Linked DNA regions of Homo sapiens: regions 1, 2 and 3 are each linked to region 4. A link is a loop called in an ENCODE intact Hi-C map of the cell type or tissue named here. Cell type or tissue: heart left ventricle. All regions are shown on one strand. Region 1 overlaps CCBE1 (collagen and calcium binding EGF domains 1). Region 2 overlaps CCBE1 (collagen and calcium binding EGF domains 1). Region 3 overlaps CCBE1 (collagen and calcium binding EGF domains 1). Region 4 overlaps CCBE1 (collagen and calcium binding EGF domains 1).

Region 1 (5,000 bases), 170 kb before region 4:
AGATTGTTCCTCGCCAGGCGCGGTGGCTCACACCTGTAATCCCAGCACTTTGAGAGGCAGAGGAGGGTGGATCACCCGAGGTCAGGAGTTCGAGACCAGCCTGGCCAACATGGTGAAACCCCGTCTCTATTAAAAAAATAAAATAAAACAAATAAAATAAAAATTAGCCAGGTGTGGTGGTGTGCACCTGTAATCCCAGCTACTCAGGAGGCCGAGGCAGGAGACTAGCTTGAACCTGGGAGGTTGGAAGTTGCGGTGAGCCAAGATCGTGCCACTGCACTCCAGCCTGGGCCATAGAGTAAGACTCCATCTCAAAAACAAAAACAATACAAAACAAAAATTTAAAGGCTGGGCACAGTGGCTCACGCCTGTAATTCCAGCACTTTGGGAGGCCGAGGCAGGTAGATGACCTGAGGCCACGAGTTCAAGACCAGCCTGGCCAACATAGTGAAACCCCATCTGTACTAAAAATACAAAAATTAGCCAGGCATGGTGGCGGATGCCTGTAATCCTAGCTGAGGCTGAGGCACGAGAATCGCTTGAACCTGGGAGGCAGAGGTTGCAGTGAGCCACTGCACTCCAGCCTGGGCAATAGAGCAAGACTCAGTCTCAAAAAAACCAGATTGTTCCCAATTGTCAGGTCCCAGCCCAGAATGCCTATAAATGAGCCCTTCCTTGCCTGCTCAACTGTCAGTGCCCTCGTGATCCTGAGGCCATTGTGCCATTTTTGGGGGCCTTGGTTTCCTCATCAATGAAGTGAATAGCTTGGGAGGACTCCAACACTGAGACTGTGGAGATCCCTACAGCCCTTTCTGCCTAGAGCAGAAAATTCAATGCTTAGTTATTTGTTCTCTTGTTTTGAACCTTAAAGCTTTTGCAGGTTGGTCTTGGCTTCTCAGCAATATTTTAATTCTTAAGGACATCTGTGTTGGATTTTGTTTGAATCTACAGGATACAGCAGCCCAGTGCTAAATACAGAGTAGATACTAAATGAATGGTTGACTTTTCTAGGTTTTTGGCATCTTACATTTCCTATTATCTTCTTACTCTAAGATGGCATCCAAACCACCAGTACTTCGCTTTTAAGGGTCCTAATTCTAGTCAGTTTGTCAGACCCCAAATTTCTACCTCCCTGATGCAGAGCTGCCACCTAGTGGGAAAAGGTGGCAACTCTAAGCTATTTAGTGCCCAGTGCTTCTTAAGTTGGTGTTATTTGGTTTAATTCAAGAAGCCAAGAAGTAGGCATTTTGGAGTGAGTTGCAGCAAAGTGACTTGAACCATGCTGCTCTCACATAGTCCAGTAGTCTACAACCTGCATGGTGTGATTTGCAGGTAGCTGATCTGGGCTCTACTGCTCAGAGATCCTTATTTCAATGGCCTTTGACATCTAGCATTAGAGGCTCATTCCATAAGTGCCTTTTAATCTTTTGGAGTGTTTCCATTGATCCCAATACTATGTTGTCCTCTCTCATTGTTTCTGGATTCAAGTCGGCACTCTCGGTAGCAAGTGAAAGAAACCCAATTCAGAATTGTTCACAGCCAACAAAGGAAGTTTATTGGCTTATGTAACTGCAAATTCTAGGGATAGGCTGGCTTCAGGCAGCCTGAAACCCTATCATCAGGATTCAGCCTCTTTCCCTTGGTTCTGCTTATGAAATTACTTTCTGGTGCTCCCCTCTCGCTATCCTTCATGCCTTTTTTTTTTCTCCAGATCATAGAAAAGTACTGGAATGTACTCTTGTTGAGCTACATATCAATATTTGAACAACTGCCATGCTGAGAGTGGGCAAGTAAGTTGTATTCTGCTTGGCCACATCTAGGTCATGGGACCACCTGAATCGCATGAGATGACAGGAAAAGTCATCATTCCCCAAAAGAAAATGGAAGTACCATTTCCAAAATAAAGCTTGGATGCTAGGCAAGCTAAAAGAACAGATGTCTATGACCTTGGCCATTGTATATGTTCACTCATTGCAAGCCATGTGCCATTTCCTTTGATATCTGCCAGTGTTTGCACATTGCTAGATCTCTAAACGGGCTTAATTAATGGCTGAAATGATTGAGTTGTTAGGTAGGGAGGCCAGTGAGCACCTGAATCCCACTGTGGGTACAAAATCAAAGATACATTGTGTAGGTAATCTAGGAACAACCCTGTGATGGTTTTAAAACATGAACATGCAGCCTTGTTCATTGGGACCCTTAATCTTAGAGCCTAGATCCACCACTTAGGAGGTTCAACCTGAGACCATCATGCTGGAGAGGTCACACTTACGTGTTCTGGTGACAGTCCCAGCTGAGCCTTCCAGCCATCCTTGCAAAGATACCAGACATGAGAATGCCTGCTTGCATCCTCTAGCCAGCCCATCTGCCAGTTAAGTGACACAATGGGACCTTTAATGCCACACCCAAACAGAAGATCCTCCCAGCTGAGCCTTGCCCAAATCCTTGACCCACAAAAGTGTAAGATATCATAAAATGGTGGTTTTCCTAAGCCACTGAATTTTAGAGCAAATTGCCAGTGCTTCAACACCTTAATGAGAAAGTAAAGACCAAATACATTTCTAATTACCTTGACTATGATCTCAACACAAATGTGTTATAAAAAGAGCTGTTTATGAAGGAAGATTAAATGACTTTTTTTTTTTTTTGCCCAAAAGGCTTTCAAATAATAAATTTATCTTCCTCCTGCCAGCAGTTTGTTGGCGAGCTGCCCCCTTTAATGTCAGAGCCTAACAGAGCACGAGCATGAGGCGGAGGTCAAAGTCTTGCCTGCTTGTCACAGCTTTGCCGCACATGGTGGCTGGTTTACTGGTCCCCAGGGGGCCTGGAAAACTCCTGTTTCCTTATACAGCTGGATCTTGGCGAGCCAGTAGAGTGTGTTCTGTCAGTGGTATTGCAAAATAGAAAGTAGGCTCCTTTTCTGGAAACTTTCTTTTCCCTGCAGACTGCAGTGTGCCCCTGCAGTATGTCCATTCTTCAGAGCCTTGCTAATAAATGGTCACGCAGAGAACTGGGATGAAGTTTGTGATGGGCCTAAAAACTTGGTGTACACATCCTCCATGAGCCCTCCTGGCTCGCCTGCTACCTCCCCCTGAAGGCACCGGCCCACCTTCCCCCGACAAGCTGTTGAGAACCTCCAGGCACATATGCCTGTCTGTTTTTGATAATCCACCATCTTCTCAGGAAACCATCTCCCAGCCAGGGCTCTCGGAGACTACTCGAGAATACTATGCTGTTTTCTATTCCTGACTTCTCTGTTAGCAAAAAGCAAGTGACTTCTTGATGGAAAGTATGTCTTGAGATGATATAACTTCCCGTTACCACTCCTTTCTTAATCATGTATTCATGGAACTCACTCTGTGCTGGGCAGTGTTCTAGATCCTGGGAATGTATTCATGAACAAAACAGACAAAAGTCCAGTGGTTGAGGAACTTACTCTCTAAAGGAGAAAGGGAGAGAGGCACATAAACAGCACACTCAGTTGAACAATACTATGTATTAGGAAGATGAAATGATGAAAATGAAGGGAAAAACAGCAGCATTGGAAATGGCTGGGACAGGGAGTTGTAGCGACACAGTGTCTTCTGAGGGGGTCTCCTTGAAGATGACCTTTGAGCAAAGACCAGAAAGAGATGAGGGAGTCAGTTACATGATACCTGGGGGAAGATGATTCTGGGAAGAAGAAATTAGCAGTGCAATGGCCTTTAGTTAGTAGCAGGGAAGAAACCTGAGACTCACTGAGTATCATGAGTAGATGAGGTCAGTGGGCTTTATGAGCCATTGCAGGCACCTCTTACTCCAAGAGGCATGGGAGCCCTTGGAGAGTTTGAACAGAGGAGTGACAGGATCTCATGTATGTCCCAGACTACCCTGGCTGCTGGCTGTGCATACATCCTAGGGGAAAAGGGTATAAATGGGATCCCTTAGGAGGCTGTGGCAGTGATAATGATGAGAGGGTGCTGGCTGAACTCAGAGGTAGCAGAGGAGAGGTGACAAATGGTTGGATTTTGAGTGTTTTAAAAGTGGTACTAATAGGACTTGCTAATTTGGGGTGAGGACAGAAGTCAAGGATGGCTCTGAGTTTTTGGTTATAGCTAGGCAGGTTGGTGGCCTAGAAAGCAGATTTGGGGAGCTCAGTAGTTCAGCATGGATTTTGTTCCACTTGAGAGGAAGGACTGGCACTTGGACATACAGGTCTGGGTCCTCGGGTGAGGAGCTGACTTGAATGAAGAAGCCCTTTCCCAAGGCTACTTGATTGTCTCAGGTTAGATTAGAAGGCCTGATCCCAGGTTTTGGAACGTGTTCTATCCCGTCATATCTTATGACTCCCATCCATCCCACGAAGCCATGGACATCGCGGTGGTTACAGGGAATGTCCATGGCAGCCCTGTTGGTCTGGAGCATGAATTGGACTATTGACATGATCAGGTAAAAAGCTGCCATCTTTAGGCTGGAAGAGCATTAAGATAGATTTTTTCCATCACCTCATGTCTCTTGGAGTAGGGGCAGTAAGACTGGAAGAGAAAAGTTAGGAAAAAATACCATTTTGTCCCAAGAGAATCCAATATAAGAAAAAGCATATTCTCCTTATTATTTTTAATGAAAAATAGTAGCTTCCACTTAGTGGATCCTTGTGTAATATTTACTAATTAAAAATAAAGAATATCCAAAAAGATGGAAGTCTGAATCTGGATTTCTTTTTTGAGGCTGGATATCACTCTGTTGCCCAGGCTGGAGTGCAGTGGCACGATCAAAATTCACTGCAGTCTCAGCTTGCCCCCAGGCTCAGGTGATTCTCCCACCTCAGCCTCCCGAGTAGCTGGGACTACAGGCATGCACCACCACACTCGGATAATTTTTTGTATTTTTTGTAGAGACGGGGTGTCGTTATGTTGCCCAGGCTGGTCTTGAACTCTTGGGCTCAAGCGATCTGCCCACCTTGGCCTCCCAAAGTACCCGGATTGTGGGCGTGAGCCACTGCACCTGGCAGAATCTGGCAC
Region 2 (5,000 bases), 150 kb before region 4:
CAATGGAACTGTTCTGTAGCATGTCGAAAACCTAGGAAGGAGCTGTTCTAATGGTGATGAGGGTGGATGTTAAGATAATTACAGATTTGGACCTACTAAGTTTGACACATCTGTGATATATGCAAGAGGAACTGTCCAATAAGCCACTGCATATGAGTCTGGGGCACAGAGATTTGTGAGCAGGAGATCTAATTTTGAGAGTCACTGGAATATGAATGGTGGTTGAAGCCAAGGAAGTAGATGATGCTTCAAGATGTGTGTGCAGTGAGAAGGGAAGATGGTTGAAGACAGAACCCAACAGAACACTAAGGAATCCAGAAGCGAGTATGGGGAGTAGTGGCCAAAACACGGAAGGAGAAAAGTGCTGTCTCGAAGATAGAGGGGGAAGTTTCAAGAAGGAGGAGTTGGTCAACAGATGCACATATGACAAGTCACATAATGCAAGAACTCAAGTCTGTTGGGTTTCCCATCACAGAGCACACTGGTGACCTTCAGGAGAGCTGTGTAAGTGGAAGGTGGGGGATAGAAGCCAGATTATGGATGAGCAAAGACTGGATAATGAGAGAAGAGATGACACATATAGACGACTGCTTCAAGAGATTTGGACAGGCCCAATAGAAACAGATGGGCAGCAAGGATCTAATGTGTAGATTTGAGGAAAATCTTTTATTTTGAATACAGGAGAGGCATGAACACTTTCATGTGCTAAAGGGAAAGACTCCGTGTAGAAGAGAAACTTGATTATGAACAAGAGAGACGTTTTCACTCATCCACAATAAACACTTTCTATTAAAGCTCCATTTGAAGTGCTCATAATCCAGTCTTCAAAGTTTCCCCTTGAAAATTCTTACCTCTCTTGAGTAGTTGACAAATTTGACTTCAAAGAGTCTTCCCTAGATCATTTCATTGCTGATGTGAAAATTAAAATGGGGGCTTGTTCTCGTGCCTTCTCTAAAACACATCTCTCAAGCAGGTGGTAAGGGCTGAGGGTGACTCTTCTTAGAAATGCTAAGATGCTATTTGGCAGGAATAACACTAAATCATTTTGTCTTGCATCAACACTTTGGCCCAAGTTTCTTAAATAATCTCTGACATGATTAGGAAGTAGGGATCTAAGGGGTCTGGAACACAAAGTTAAATTGTGGTGTTGACCTGTAAGGAGTACAGAGAAAATCCTGGAAAAGGAATTGTGTAAATAACAGTAATAGCTAATGCTTATTGAACACTCGTGACAAATGCTACTGAGTAGCTTGTTTCATATATTTCTCTTTAATTTTCAAAATAACCCCATTACCTATATACTTTTTAATCCCCATTTGTATTTATTTATTATTATTATTTTTCGAGACGGAGTCTCACTCTGTCACCCAAGCTGGAGTGCAGTGGCACGATCTCAGCTCACTGCAACCTCCCAAACTGGGAGTGCAGTGGCGCAATATCGGCTCACTACACCTCTGCTTCCTGGATTCAAGAGATTCTCCTGCCTCAGCTTCCTGAGTAGCTGGGACTACAGGCACACGCCACAACACACAGCTAATTTTTAGTAGAGACGGGGTTTCACCATGTTAGTCAGGCTGGTCTTGACCTCACGTGACTCCTGACCTCAGGTGATCCGTCTGCCTCAGCCTCCCAAAGTGCTGGGATTACAGGAGTGAGCCACTGCGCCTGGCCGTTCATCCCCATTTTTAAATAAGGTAAATCCAGAACCTGGGGTTTGAAGAAATAATCAGTGTCACACAGGAAGTGGTTCCGATTTGAACCTTGGTTGAGTCCAGAGTCCGTGTCTAACCATTGTGCAACATTAGCTTTCAAGCTCAGCGAGGTGCCCTAGGACAGCATCTGAGGCTGCCGAGAGTAGCTGAAGGGAATAAGAGAAGAATGAATGTCTAAATCCAGCTATGCCCAGTTCCTTTTTGTGTAGTGTGATTTATGGGACTATGTCATGATGATGCTTCACAATTTTATCTTTACAGTCAGTCCCCAACTAAGGAGTTGTGCCCCATAGTTCATTATATGTCTGTTGTTTGAAATTTGGAATGATTCTGCAACTGGAACAATAATGGTAAATAGTGAGTAGGCTCCAGTCTAGCTCATCTGAGTCTGTGGAATCATCCACCCATAAACTGGTTCAGATTATCAGATTCTGGACTCTAAGAGGGCTTTCATGCCATTCATGAACTTATGGGCCGTATTCTACATTGCTGACTGGTACATGCTTATCTAAATGTCAGCCAAAAGCATGCAAAATTAGAGAACCAAATCTGCATTGTAAAAATACTATGTTTTCAGCTGTACTGGACAGGACTTTTGGCTCAACCTTTGTTTTCAAGAGTAAGTACCATGCTTTCCTTTGATTGGACTGACTGATGCAGTGAGTACTTGTGTGCTTTTTTTTTTTTTTTTTTTCCCAATTCAACACACCTTTTATGGAGTACCTACTCTGTCGTACTCTAGGCCAGGCCCTGCACCGGTCACTGGGGATACAGACATGACTCGGACAGTCTAGCTTGGGAAACAGACTCATGTCCGACTAATTATAAAACAGTGAGATAAGTGTCACAGCAGAAGCATGAACCAAGAAAGCACAGCACATTTGGAGTGTAGGCATTTATCAGAAAAGGTTTCTTTGAACAGCTGTCGAAATATGTAGTGAGAGAAATAGCATTCGTGTTGCAAATATAAGGTTAACCCATTTTGGTTAACCAAGGCACTCATGCTCAGATTTCTCAGATAAAAAGATGATTGGTTGTTTTTTTTCCTTCTAAAACAGCAGGGGTAACAAAAGATTCAAGATTAAGATACAGCCTCCAGAGATGATTCTTGTGCTTCTTGACACCCTTCCAAGGTTTGTTTATGTCACCCTGGGGCCCCGTGGAGATGCTTGGTTTGTAAATGATCCGTGCAAGATGCAGGGAGTCACATACGGACGGGATGTTATCTTTGAAGAGTAAAGTTATGTTTACTACTTTCTTTGAAGACAGTTTGTAATGGGATGTCATGACAGTCCTGTTAAGTATGCAGATAATGAAAATCAACGTCTGACTTCTAAACAAAAGTTGGGGGAAAGTGCATAGAAAGCCAGGATTTCAAGCATGTGCTTTGCGGTTTGCCATGTGGACATTGTCTTTGTCCCAGATGCCTCGCTGCTTTCCCTGAAAGGGTCACTGTGTCCTTCTGTCACATCTGAGGAATTCCATCCTAAGGAAGTAAAAAACCAATCTGTGGGAGTTCTAATGCCTCTAAGGTCTCTCATGGAGTATGCAAAACATACACAAATGTGATCTCTGCCTTTGTCCGAAGCATTTTTCCGAAACAATGAATGGACAGTTAAGAATTAAGCGTGTTATTACTAAGAAAACATGACTTGTTTTGACAATCATTAAACTTTGGGGTAAATGGGAGTTGAATCGCAAAGCACCATAGGCGTTGAGATCATCGTGGTTGCTTGAGAGCAGTGACGTGCTTCAGGCAGAAATCTACAGTTCGGACATTCGAGCATCGCGATTTCTCTTGGTAGATTTCTAACTGAGGCCTAGCTCAGGCATTTCCCCCAGTGGAGCAGCTCACTTCCACCTTCACCTTTTCCTCCCAAAAACTGCTAGAGGGAGGATAGCTTATCCCAAGGCCACCCCTAGCAGTCGTCCACTTGGCTCTGGAACGTTTCTCTGGCAACAACTCAAGTACTTCTTATGTTTCAGTCTGAGGGTTTGCTGGGAACATGAGGTATTTTATCATCCACCAAGAAATGTTCCTTTGGGAGAAATGAGAGGCAGAGTCCCTGCAAGCTCTAGGTGGGTAGCCATCTAGGCTTTTGAGAGGTCAAAGAGGCTCCTTGTCATCTTTAGTTCCCCTGGTTTTCCAGCAAAGCTTTAGCATATGAGAGATGATCCAGGAACACCTAGTAATTATGCAGAATGGCTGACCAGTGGGGAATGCTGGCCAACCTAAGAGTTATCCACCTGGACCACATTCTTTTTCAGGCTCACTTGGCATGATGCCTCTGCCATAAAGCCCTTCTCCTGGTAGGGTGAGATGCCCCCTTTATTCTGTGCTACACCCCAGCTAGTTCATGCCTTATTCCAACCATCGACCCACCTGTTCTCTATAAGGATAAAACTTGTCATCTTCCTCTTGTTATCGCTGTGACTGGCTTTCAGCAAATAGAGGAAAGATCCGGCTTTGGTGTTCTTAAAGACTTTAGCTGTTCCCTAAAACATGTTGTAGAAGATGTTTTATCAAAAAGATCAAAGTTCATATCACTGCCAGACTCCTTCCTTCTCCATTTCTCCCTGCTGTGCCTCCTAGGGGGAGCAGCCTCTGTTAGGGCAGAACCACCAGCTCCTGTGTAACAGATGACACTCCTTCTGTGGGCACTTTTCCCAGCCTTTGCAATCAAGTCAGGCCAGAACATGCTCTCATGAGGGCATTGCTTTAATCTTCAGGCATGATGAACACGGTGTAGGTGGCAGTGACTGGACACTGAGCTCCCGTCTCCAGTTTGAGGTGGGCCTGGAGCTGCCGGATCCCCTACTGATCACTGGATAAGATGGGCATCTTGCCCCATTTTGACCCTACCTATCAAGCATCTTAGCAATAGCTGACCAAGAACAAATGATACATTTTAAGAGACTTGGCATTTGTTTATTAAAGTACATTTACTGCTAAGCCAACAAAACTAGACAGTGTACATTTCAGGTTTTGAGAAGCAGACATCCTGGTCTAATGTATCTCAAAATTATCCATCTGAAGAGTTGTCCAAATTGGACATTGAAACAAATGCCTATTGAAGCAATCACATACCATGGAAATTTCCTTCTTTACTAAATCTCCCATATCTGCTTGTTTAATTCACGTTTTTCTGTTACAGAAGTAGATGATCAGCTCTCCTTTTAAATACAGGTGACTGTAGCCACTTACTTAGTATGTTGGCTTATATCAAGGGAGTAGTAATTTGACTTTATTATATCTGATCAGTAACATGGACTATAGAGAGGGCCAGT
Region 3 (5,000 bases), 90 kb before region 4:
AGGCAAGTGAAAATACTCCAGACACATCTTCCATCAGCTGCCTCTTCACATTATGATAAATGAATTTGACCAGGTATTTCCCTTTTTTATTTAGACTACTTCCCACAGTAAAGTGATCTTTCCAAACCAGGTTTACTGATAGAAAAACGATGTGGGAACTATTGCCAACTTTGAAATACTCTTCTTTTGGATGATTAAGTCAGCAAATGGATACTTGGCGAGTGGAAGCATAAAGAGATGTTGGGTTGGCTCCAGGTGCTGCCAAAACCTAGATGTAGGCTAGTGGGAGGAAAGTCTTTGTTAAGACATATAATCTTGACAAAAGCTGGATGGAGACAAGAGAAGTTCTTTTTGTGTGTGCCCCATATAAGTTCATGAACTGACCCTCTGACGAAACACTCTACGTGTGTTACTTCATAATACACAAAGGCGTGAACATCCTGGGGGAAAAATGCTCACAATAATTTGCAGGCCTTTAAGAGGGAGAGTCCATTTCTTAACTCCTTGTGGCTTTCATTGACTGGTAGAATGTGCCCGAAGCGATGTTGTGTGAGGTCCAGGGCCTGAGCCACAAAGAGCCTTACCACTTTTTGGAATGTCCCTGCCCTCATTTGAGGAAGTCCAGGCCAGACTACTGAGTGATGAGAGGCCCATGGAGAAGGGCCAGACGGTAGCTGGCACCAAGGTACCAGTTGTGTGAATTGAGGCCATCTTATACCCTCCATCCCCAGGCCAGCTGTGAGCCAGTTACAGCCATGAGTGGCCAAGGCGTGCGTTGCCCAGCTGAGCTTAGGCCACATGGAGTGCAATGAGCAAATAATGGGTGCTGGTTTTCAGCCACTGAGTTTTGGGGTAGTCAGTTACACAGCAATCGATACCTAATGCATATTGCAGACGAAGAAACTGAGCACTAGGAAGACTAAATAACTTGCTCCAGGGTTCTAGAGGCCATAGATGACAGTCAAGATTTGAACTAAGTAAGTCTTTCTGACTTTGAATTCCCCTTCGTTTGTCCATGTCAAAAGTATTCCACTTCAACAAAGAAGTCCTGAATCACTGGAAATGTTAATAGTTTTTTAAAGGACTAGTCTCTTATAAACAGATGGTGACCAACAGTAGTGAAAAAATAATTAGTATTTAGTCATGTGCTACACAATGGTGTTTCTGTCAAGGATGGACCGCATATAGGACAGGGGGTCCTGTAAGGTTATAATGTAGCTGAAAAAATTCCTATCAAGCTAGTGATGATATAGCCATGGTGGCATCGTGGTGTGCTTTACTTTTTAATTTAGTGCAGCCTAAGTGTAGAGTGTTCATAAAGTCTACAGCATTGTACAGTAATGTCCCAGGCCTTCACATTCATTCCTCACTCACCCATCCAGAGATTCTTCCGGTTCTGCAGGCTGTACTTATGGTTAGTATCCTCTATAGGTAATAGGTATATCATTTTTTATATGTTTACTGTACCTTTTCTATGTTGCACAAATACTTACCATTGTGTTACAATTGCATACAGTATTTATTATCACGTGTTGTACAGGTTTGTAGCCTGAGAGCATAGGCCACAGCATACAGCCTACATGTATAGCAGGCTATGCCATCTAGGTTTGTGTAAGTATGCTCTGATGTATACACAATGATGAAGTTACCTAATGATGCATTGTTTAGAACTTATAATGCATGACTGTATTTTTATTTTTCTTTTTTCTTTTTTTTCTTTTCTTTTCTTTTCTTTTTTTTTTTTTTTTTTTTTTTTTTTTTTTGAGTCTCGCTGTGTTGCCCAGGCTGGAGTGCAGTGGCGCGATCTCAGCTCAGTGCAAGCTCCGCCTCCTGGGTTCATGCCATTCTCCTGCCTCAGCCTCTAGAGTAGCTGAGACTACAGCCGCCCACCACCACGCCCGGTTAATTTTTTGTATTTTTAGTAGAGACTGGGTTTTGATCTCCTGACTTCGTGATCCTCCTGCCTCCGCCTCCCACAGTGCTGGGATTACAGGCGTGAGCCACCGCACCCAGCCCACATGACTGTATTTTTCTGTCTCCATGAGTTGGAAAATGTTTTCCAAAACACCTTCAGAGAATGGCACCTGCTGTTTGGGGTTTGCATTAGGATTCTTGAGCTGCTAATGTTCTAACGTCACAGGGCTCACGGTTTGGGCAGGCCTAACTTGTCTGAGGTGCAGCTTTTCCTTTCCTGAGGGAACCTATGAGTACTTTTGAGTCCAGTCCACTTGAGGAAGGAAAAGATTGACCAGGGAGTCAGCCCACTGCGGAGGGTGGTGTTGTGAAGGCTTCTGAGTGCAGATGAAGGCCCTTCTGAGCAGCGACGCCACCAGTTAGGATCCAGAAAACTCTCTAAAGGCCAGATAGTTATTTTAGGCTTTTGAGGCTAGATTGCCTCTGTCACAACCACTCAGCTCTGCTGTTGTCACTCGAAATCAGCCATAGGCAATGTGGAAACAAATGAGTATGGCTGTGTTCCAGCACATTTTATTCATAAAACAGGCAGTGGACTGGATTTGGTCCATGGGTCATAGTTTGCCAATCCCTGAATTAGAGGAAGCTTGCCCACCAAGAGGCTGCTCCAGAGCTTGTGGTGGTTTTGCTGGCTTGGGTATCTATAGGGTTTGAATGATGACACAGTCTCCAGGTAACTTTTGTGTAAACAAGCTAAAGCTGGGGATAAACAAAGCAAACCGGATTGGACCCAGAGATGCTTTAAGGATTCCTGAAAGTGCCCATTCCAATAATGTCCTTGCCCGTTGGCTCCAGAGAAAGCCAGGCAGCAGTCCAACAACCATCTGGCACAAGGTCCTCTATTGTATCCTTGGGCAAATTACTCTGAGTCTCAGCTTGCTTATCTGCATGATGGGGAGGATAATGGGCAGACTCTGCAAAATGAGTGGGCCACTAATGTCACATTGCTGTACTCTTTACCCCATGCCTATTGAGAAGAATCAATTTCAGTGCAATCACTGACCAATGTGGATAGCAGCTGTAGATTATAAGTGCTTTGTTGTCCACAAATTTTGCTAGGGACAAGTTAATTGCCCAACTGGGTACTATATCACTGCAGCACATTTGACTGCTGGGCCTGCCTGTTCATCATATAATAATTGGTGTGTTCTGGCATCTCCCTCCTGACAGTTGCTCAGGTATTAACAGAAGTCAGTGGGACTTGGAGTAAGGTCTTTGCTGTTCCCAAGGTCTTAATCACCTGACTGACAGAGGTTACCTTCCTGAGCCCCGGTGCACCAGATGGAGTTTATTTTAAAAATCAGCTTCAATTACTGCAATAAAATATTAGACGCTCTTAATTCGGTTGGCGTTGGGGGACCTGTTTTTATAGCCCTTGGTGGGGTGCTCATTTGTATCATTTGCTCCTTCAAACTGGAGTTTGACCTGAAATTCTTTAGGAGATGGCATAATAAGAAAAACAGAAGAATAAGAAGAATGGCTTAGCTAAAATTTGCATTCATCCTGATGCATTATTTTTTACCAATGTTACATTTCTAGAACACTGCTATATTTGAATCATACCTTGCTATTTTGCAGTGTGGAATATTTTATACTTGATCACATGTGAAACACGGTGTGGTCTATATATCCAAGTGAAAAGAAGACCCTCACCATGCAAAGTGAATTTTTTTTTTTTTTTTTTTGAGACGGAGTCTTATTCTGTTGCCCAGGCTGGAGTGCAGTGGCATGATCTTGGCTCACTGCAACCTCTGCCTCCCAGGTTCAAGTGATTCTCCTGCCTCAGCCTCCCGAGTAGTTGGGGTTTCAGGAATGCGCCACCATGCCCGGCTAATTTTTGTATTTTTAATACATAGGGGGTTTTGCCATGTTGGCCAGGCTGGTCTTGAACTCCTGGCCTCAGGTGTAACTTTCCTATGTTTAGATGCACAAATACTTACCATTGTGTTACAATTGCATACAGTATTCATTAGTCACATGTACAGGTTTGTAGCCTGAGAGCATAGGCCACACCATATAGCCTACATGTATGGTAGGCTATTTGAACACCTCAGGTAATCTGCCTGCCTCAGCCTCCCAAAGTGCTGGGATTACAGGCATGAGCCACTGTGCCTGGCCCAAAGTGTATTTCTTTGCTTGTGGTGTTCTTGGTTGTAAGGGCTTTCTGCAATGGGTTGGTCAGTTGGTGATTTCATTTGCATGACAGCAGCTGATTTTCCCTATGTAGGGTCTCTCAGGAGGGCTTCCTAGATTTCTTTTTTATATGATTGCGTCTTGTCAGATCACAGGAAATTTAAGTTGCTCTGTTCTTGTTCTTGAAAGGAATCCTGATGACCTAGCCACACCCTGCAATCTCTATTCACCCTAACCCACCTCCTTCATAGGCTGGAAGATCAAAGCCATCCTCTTAAGTTTTCCTTTAGATATAACTCACTATCTTTAAATAATGGAAACCAGAGAAATCAGAAAGTATCCATATAATTTTATTGTCTTCATGTCAGTACAAATGTTCCCACCTGCTCTCCTAACAAAGATATCTTTCTTTTAAAGGAAAGACCACTGAGTGAGAGTGAAGGGGCATAGTCTTGGCCCCAACAAACCACTGGCCAGTGATATGATCTCGGACCTCAGTTGTCTTACTCATAAGACGAGACTGTCTTGGATAAACTCTTGGTCTCTCTCCAGCACTCTTGAACATTTCATCCAGCAGATAGTTCACATCACGTGATGGCACTGTGACCACATTTTCGGTTCTTTAAAGCACTTCAATTCACTGAGTGTCTATTTCTTCATTCCAACCACAAGGAGAATAAAAGTGCAGTGTGTGAAAGTAAAATTCTTCAAAATCCTGGCCAAAATGCCCGTGTGTTCTTATTTCGGTCAGGTTGCACTTTCCTGTGAGAACAGGATGATCTCGGTTTTCTCCTGCTGAATCAGCTGTGGCAGCCAAGCAGGAAGAGCCTTCCTAGTGCCCCAGCACTCTGCTTCTGTCAGCATGCTTCTGGGCCGCCCAGACGTAGCCCACA
Region 4 (5,000 bases):
GCACCACTGCACTCCACCCTGTCTCAAAAAAAAAAGAAAAGAAACTTTGATTAAACCCAAAATTATTCCTACAGACATATCACAAGTGATGGTATCCTGAAGAACAGTTTAGAAAATATCAACTTAGCATCAAAGATCTTAGCTCTGGGGCCAAACGATAAGCCAACTGGTCAACGTTCAGGCAAGGATGTTGATATCAGCAGATGAAGCGGCCGGAGTCCAGAGAGGAGTGTTTTCTGTAGACTGCATGGCATCTGATGAATGGAAGTAGGATACTACCTTCCATTCTGCCATATTGAGAGACAGTTACAAGTGACTATAATGAGGGATGTCCTGTTTAATCAAGAGCATTCTGCTGGTTATATCATTGAGCTTTACTGTCATTCAAAACTCATTGCAAAAGATGACACTTGGCAGCCGGGGATGGTAGCTCAGGCCTATAATCCCAGCACTTTGGGAGGCTGAGGCGGTAGGAACGCCTGAGGTCAGAAGTTCAAGACCAGCCTGGCCAACATGGTGAAACCCCGTCTCTACTAAAAATACAAAACATTAGCTGGGCGTGGTGGCAGGCGCCTGTAATCCCAGCTACTTGGGAAGCTAAGGCAGGAGAATCGCTTGAACCCAGGAGGCTGAGGTTGCAGTGAGCCGAGATCACACCATTGCACTTGGCTTGGGCAACAAGGGCGAAACTCTGTCTCAAAAAAAAAAAAAAAAAAAAAGATTACACCTGGCTGGGAATCCTCTCCTCTTTCTCTTCCATTGACATCCTTCCCCAAATATAGCAATTGCAAATAGTCTTAAAAGGGAAACCTGATATGACTCTACTAAGGGTGCTCTCCAGCAGCACCCTTCTACAGTATTTTCAGTAATTTGTCTCCACTGAATTTATCACCTATGCACAGAGGACTAGCATTTGATTTTATATTTCAGTAAAACAAAATTGAAACACCAGTAACCAGGAATATTTGAAAGTAGAAACTCAAGGGTAGAGAGAAGGGTAGAGGGAAGCAATTCATACACATAATTAAAATTATGAGAAAGGACAGGCCGTTGCATGCCCTGAACATTAAAGTCATGATTCAAGAGATTGGACTGCTGGGAAGGTGGGGGCTGGCTTTGATGGTTCTGGCAAAAAAAAAAAAAAAAAAGTGCCTCCACTCTTCAGCAGTGTGGCCCAGCAAGGGCCAGTGGTGGCGGGGAAGGGGATCATTTCTTTAACAGCTGTGATGCAGTGGAAAGTTCCTAGGCTTGACAGTTTGAAGTAATGCGGAACCAAAGTTGGTTCAGTATTAACTGAGCAACAATGAGCGGGTCTCTGGGCCTCAGTTGCCTTATCTGTAAATGAGAAGGTTGAACTACATGAGCTTTGAAGACCCTTTCACCCTTTCAGACATTTTTCATAATTTGGTATGACTTAGCATAAGTGATACAAGCCCTGTGATTCCATGTGAAGACCTCATTTTTTTATTTTTATTTTATTATTTATTTATTTATTTATTTATTTATTTATTTTTGAGACAGAGTCTCCCTCTGTCACCCAGGCTGGAGTGCAGTGGCGCGATATCCGCTCACTGCAACCTCTGCCTCCCAGGTTCAAGCGATTCCCATCCCTCAGCCTCCCAAGTAGCTGGGATTACAGACGTGCGCCACCATGCCCAGCTAAACCTTTTTGTATTTTTGGTAGAGATGGGGTTTCACCATCTTGGCCAGGCTGGTCTCGAACTCCCGATCTCAGGCGATCTGCCTGCCTTGACCTCCCAATGTGCTGGGATTACAGGCGTGAGCCACAGCTCCTGGCCCACGCCTCATTTCTTAGTCCTCCATCTAAGAAATATACCCAGCCTCCACACCTTCTAAGCAGAGGACTTTCCTCAAAATATCTAAAAGATGAATTATTACACATCCAAACATTCAATTCAGCAATAAGAAATGTCACAGGCCAAAAAGAGTCCCACATTCCGGAACATCAGAAGCTGATAAGCATTTTCATCTGTTTTGGACTAATTAGTAAGCTCAATATTTCGTTATGGTCATTTTGTTATGAATTGAGAGTGATTCTTGAGTATAACCACATGTGATCTGAAATCATCTCTTCCTCCTTGGTTTTCCTTTTTAACTTTGCATATCTAATGCCTGTATTGTTACAATCAGAGGAATTTGAAATCAAACACAACCTCAGCTGGTTGTTAGGAATCCAGGAGGAGAGAAGGGAGGGTGGCCCCAGGACTGCCTCTGAGGCTTGAGAGGTTGCAATCCACTGGCTTCAGGCTCAGTGAGACAAGCTGTCTGGCTAATGGACATTCAGTCACTTTGATTTTCTCTTTGAAAATATGTAGCCGGAGCCAGTTTAGTCACCCCAGGGAGTCTGTAGCCTCAATAGGGAGACAAATTAAGGAAATGTTGGCTCCAATAGTAATTAGCTTGCCAGTCTTTATTTTTCAACTTTTGTTTATTTTCTGATAACGTGACCGTGACCCCTGGCATCACTTATTACAGGTCAGTGTCAGATGGCCAGGTGTTTCATATTACTTTCAAGCTCCACTAATCCATAGATCAGCGGTTCTCAACCTTGCAATTACCTGGGGAGCTTTTTTAAAAATGCTGATACTGTTGCCTTGCCATCCCCAGACGGGTGGTGTGCAGCAGAATTCATATTTTAAAAGCCCTCCAGGTGATTGTAATGTGCCTCCGGGGTTGGATATTACAGCCAGAACACAAATCTGCACGATCAACTTTTAAACACAAACATGCTTTGTTCATTTCTAACACTGCCCATATAAAATATTTCAGGAACATTGTTTGGTTTTTCTAAGATATCTAAGGCATTACAACTTCTAATGCTTAGGATAGACGTCCTGGTCAACTTCAGGAAAAATTAGAGCTTCATGCCCCCATGTGGCTAATCAATAATATTGCACCTTTAAAATCTGAACAAGTTGAAGAAAAAATGTTAAGTGATACCATCCTAGGCTTTTCCCAGAAGTGTGACCACAGCATTAGTTGAGAGGATTGAAAACATGCAGCGACATCTACCCCAATTTCTAAGTAAACTGTTAATGTAGCATATGTGAGATTATTTGTAGCTCCATGTTGACATTATTGTAGACAAATTACAAGGTGGATGTGAACCCGTCATCAGAGTAGGTTTTATGTTCCAGGTCTACATATACAAAAGGTATGAGTCCTTGTTTATCTTTAAACCCTTGAGAGCTGTATTGAAAAGGTGATGTAAGGTCCCAACCCCACATATCTGATTTTGTAGAGAACTGAATCATAGTAATACCGACAATAAATAACATAAAAATGAGTACTGTGAATAGAGCTCTTAACATAAGCTGGGCACTGTTCTGGGAACCTACATATCTTATCACTGGCTCCTCGTAGCAGCTCCAAGTGATAGGTGCTGTTACCTTTTTACCGTTCAAAGAATGGGCATTCACAGAAACCATGACTTGTCCAATTTAAAAGGTACTAGTTAGCAGCATCAGTATTCAAGTTCTGATCATGTAACTCCACCAGCGCCTACTCTCCTTACTACCATGCTGTGTACTTCTGCGTCAGAGGAGCTTCAAGTCTTCTGGATAATGTTAATCTTGGTTCACTGTGTTCTGACAGTTCCACAAAGGAACAGAAAACAGCCCAGGAATTTGCATGTAACAGGTCACTCCGCAGAGCTTCTGCCCTGGAGCCTGGCCGACAGATAGCTCTCAGGTGTTCTCAACAGAATTCCCAATAGCAGGCTCACTGCGTGCACCCACTCCTCCAAAACGGCCAGCTGGGACCCAGTTGAGTTCGTGGTCTCTTCGCACAGCAATCTGAAAGACCTAAGGCAAGTTACTGTCTCTCTCTGGATCTCACTGTCATCTACAAAAGAGATTGAACTAAAGATACGTTCTAACATTCCATGATCTAAATGAAATAGTCGAGAATCTGGTAAAGAGGTTTATCTTATCATGAAGCTGTTGAATTGGTTAATCACATTAACACTTGGAAAATTTAACTGAGTATGTAAAAGTAAAAGTGGACAGAAACATGAGCTTTTAACTTTTGTTCATGGCGGCCCCGCTCTGCCAACAGGGCTAGATTCTTAAAGGTGAATTGAAAATTGTTAAACAGATATCCTCACTTACTTTGCATTCTCAGTGCCTGACACAGGACCTGGCTAACAGCAGATGCTCCATAGATGGATAAGAGGAAGGAAAGGTTGGATGGATGGACAGACTTATTGATAAGTGGTTAGGAAGATGGAATGGATGGGAAGATGGATGGAAGGATGGATGGATGGTTGGATGGATGGATAGATGGATGGATGGATGGATGGATGGATTGATGGACAGACTAGATTGATGATGGTATTCTGTAAATTGACCAGTAGATGAGATGGAGTGGATGAAAGACTAGTTGGGAAAGATGGATGTCATTCATCTGTCCTTAGGTATTAACATAATAAACCTGGAGCCTGGGTCATCTTTTCATGCAGGAGCCCACCATTTCCTGCAGTCAGCACAACCAAAGTTAAGGCGTCAGCCCTTTACAACTAAGTATATTATTGCATGGAAATTTGCCTGCCTTAGTCTGTTGGAGATTGAGCTAAATAATTCTGGTTCTCAGGAGTATTCAAGCTCCATAGGATTATAAATTGGTACATTGAACAGGGGTAAAAAACCCAAAGGAAACCATCTGATTTGTGGAAAAGGTATTGGACTTAATTTCAGGACAACTCCATTCTAAACCCACCTCAGATACTTGCTAGGTGACCTTCAGGAAGTCGCCAGACCTCAGTTCCCTCATTTTGTTATTCATGTTCATCCTGTTATTCTAGGGTTCTGGGATTATCAGGCAAAGGAAATTTAAGGGGTTTGGTGGGCCTGAAAACTGCTGGGCATCGCCTCCCATCTACCTACAACCAAGCTGTGTGCTGAGAGCTTTCCGTGCATTACCTTGCCCAGTCATCACAGCAGCCACATGTGGTGGGAATTGTAATTCCAGGGCTGTGGTCG

Evidence for each region. Hi-C counts contacts between places; a loop is a spot of excess contacts. Peaks named below come from ENCODE experiments on the same cell type or tissue, not always from the same donor. Only the 100,000 strongest peaks of a DNase experiment are listed, where the experiment ranks them.
Region 1: a loop joins it to region 4, with 2.9 times the contacts of the local background. A loop is called at or near these places in 25 of 110 quality-filtered maps.
Region 2: it touches region 4 in a loop (4-fold over the local background); 11 of 110 quality-filtered maps call a loop at or near these places.
Region 3: it touches region 4 in a loop (2.8-fold over the local background); 11 of 110 quality-filtered maps call a loop at or near these places.

Annotation. Positions count from the first base shown.
Region 1 is chr18:59,627,920-59,632,919 of GRCh38, reverse strand. The region is part of intron 2 of CCBE1 (collagen and calcium binding EGF domains 1); the gene reads left to right. Among named protein-coding and RNA genes, the nearest start is that of CCBE1, 67 kb to the left of the region's middle. In heart left ventricle, a CTCF peak has its summit at 1,145 (motif pointing left); a DNase peak (open chromatin) is centred at 2,747.
Region 2 is chr18:59,604,464-59,609,463 of GRCh38, reverse strand. All of the region lies in intron 2 of CCBE1 (collagen and calcium binding EGF domains 1), which reads left to right. Among named protein-coding and RNA genes, the nearest start is that of CCBE1, 90 kb to the left of the region's middle. In heart left ventricle, no CTCF peak of the experiment used is centred here; no DNase peak of the experiment used is centred here; H3K27ac peaks cover 434 bases.
Region 3 is chr18:59,547,762-59,552,761 of GRCh38, reverse strand. The region is part of intron 2 of CCBE1 (collagen and calcium binding EGF domains 1); the gene reads left to right. Among named protein-coding and RNA genes, the nearest start is that of CCBE1, 150 kb to the left of the region's middle. RefSeq lists an enhancer at 4,792-5,000. In heart left ventricle, no CTCF peak of the experiment used is centred here; a DNase peak (open chromatin) is centred at 2,785; H3K27ac peaks cover 580 bases.
Region 4 is chr18:59,457,449-59,462,448 of GRCh38, reverse strand. All of the region lies in intron 5 of CCBE1 (collagen and calcium binding EGF domains 1), which reads left to right. Among named protein-coding and RNA genes, the nearest start is that of LMAN1, 100 kb to the right of the region's middle. In heart left ventricle, a CTCF peak has its summit at 2,908 (motif pointing left); no DNase peak of the experiment used is centred here.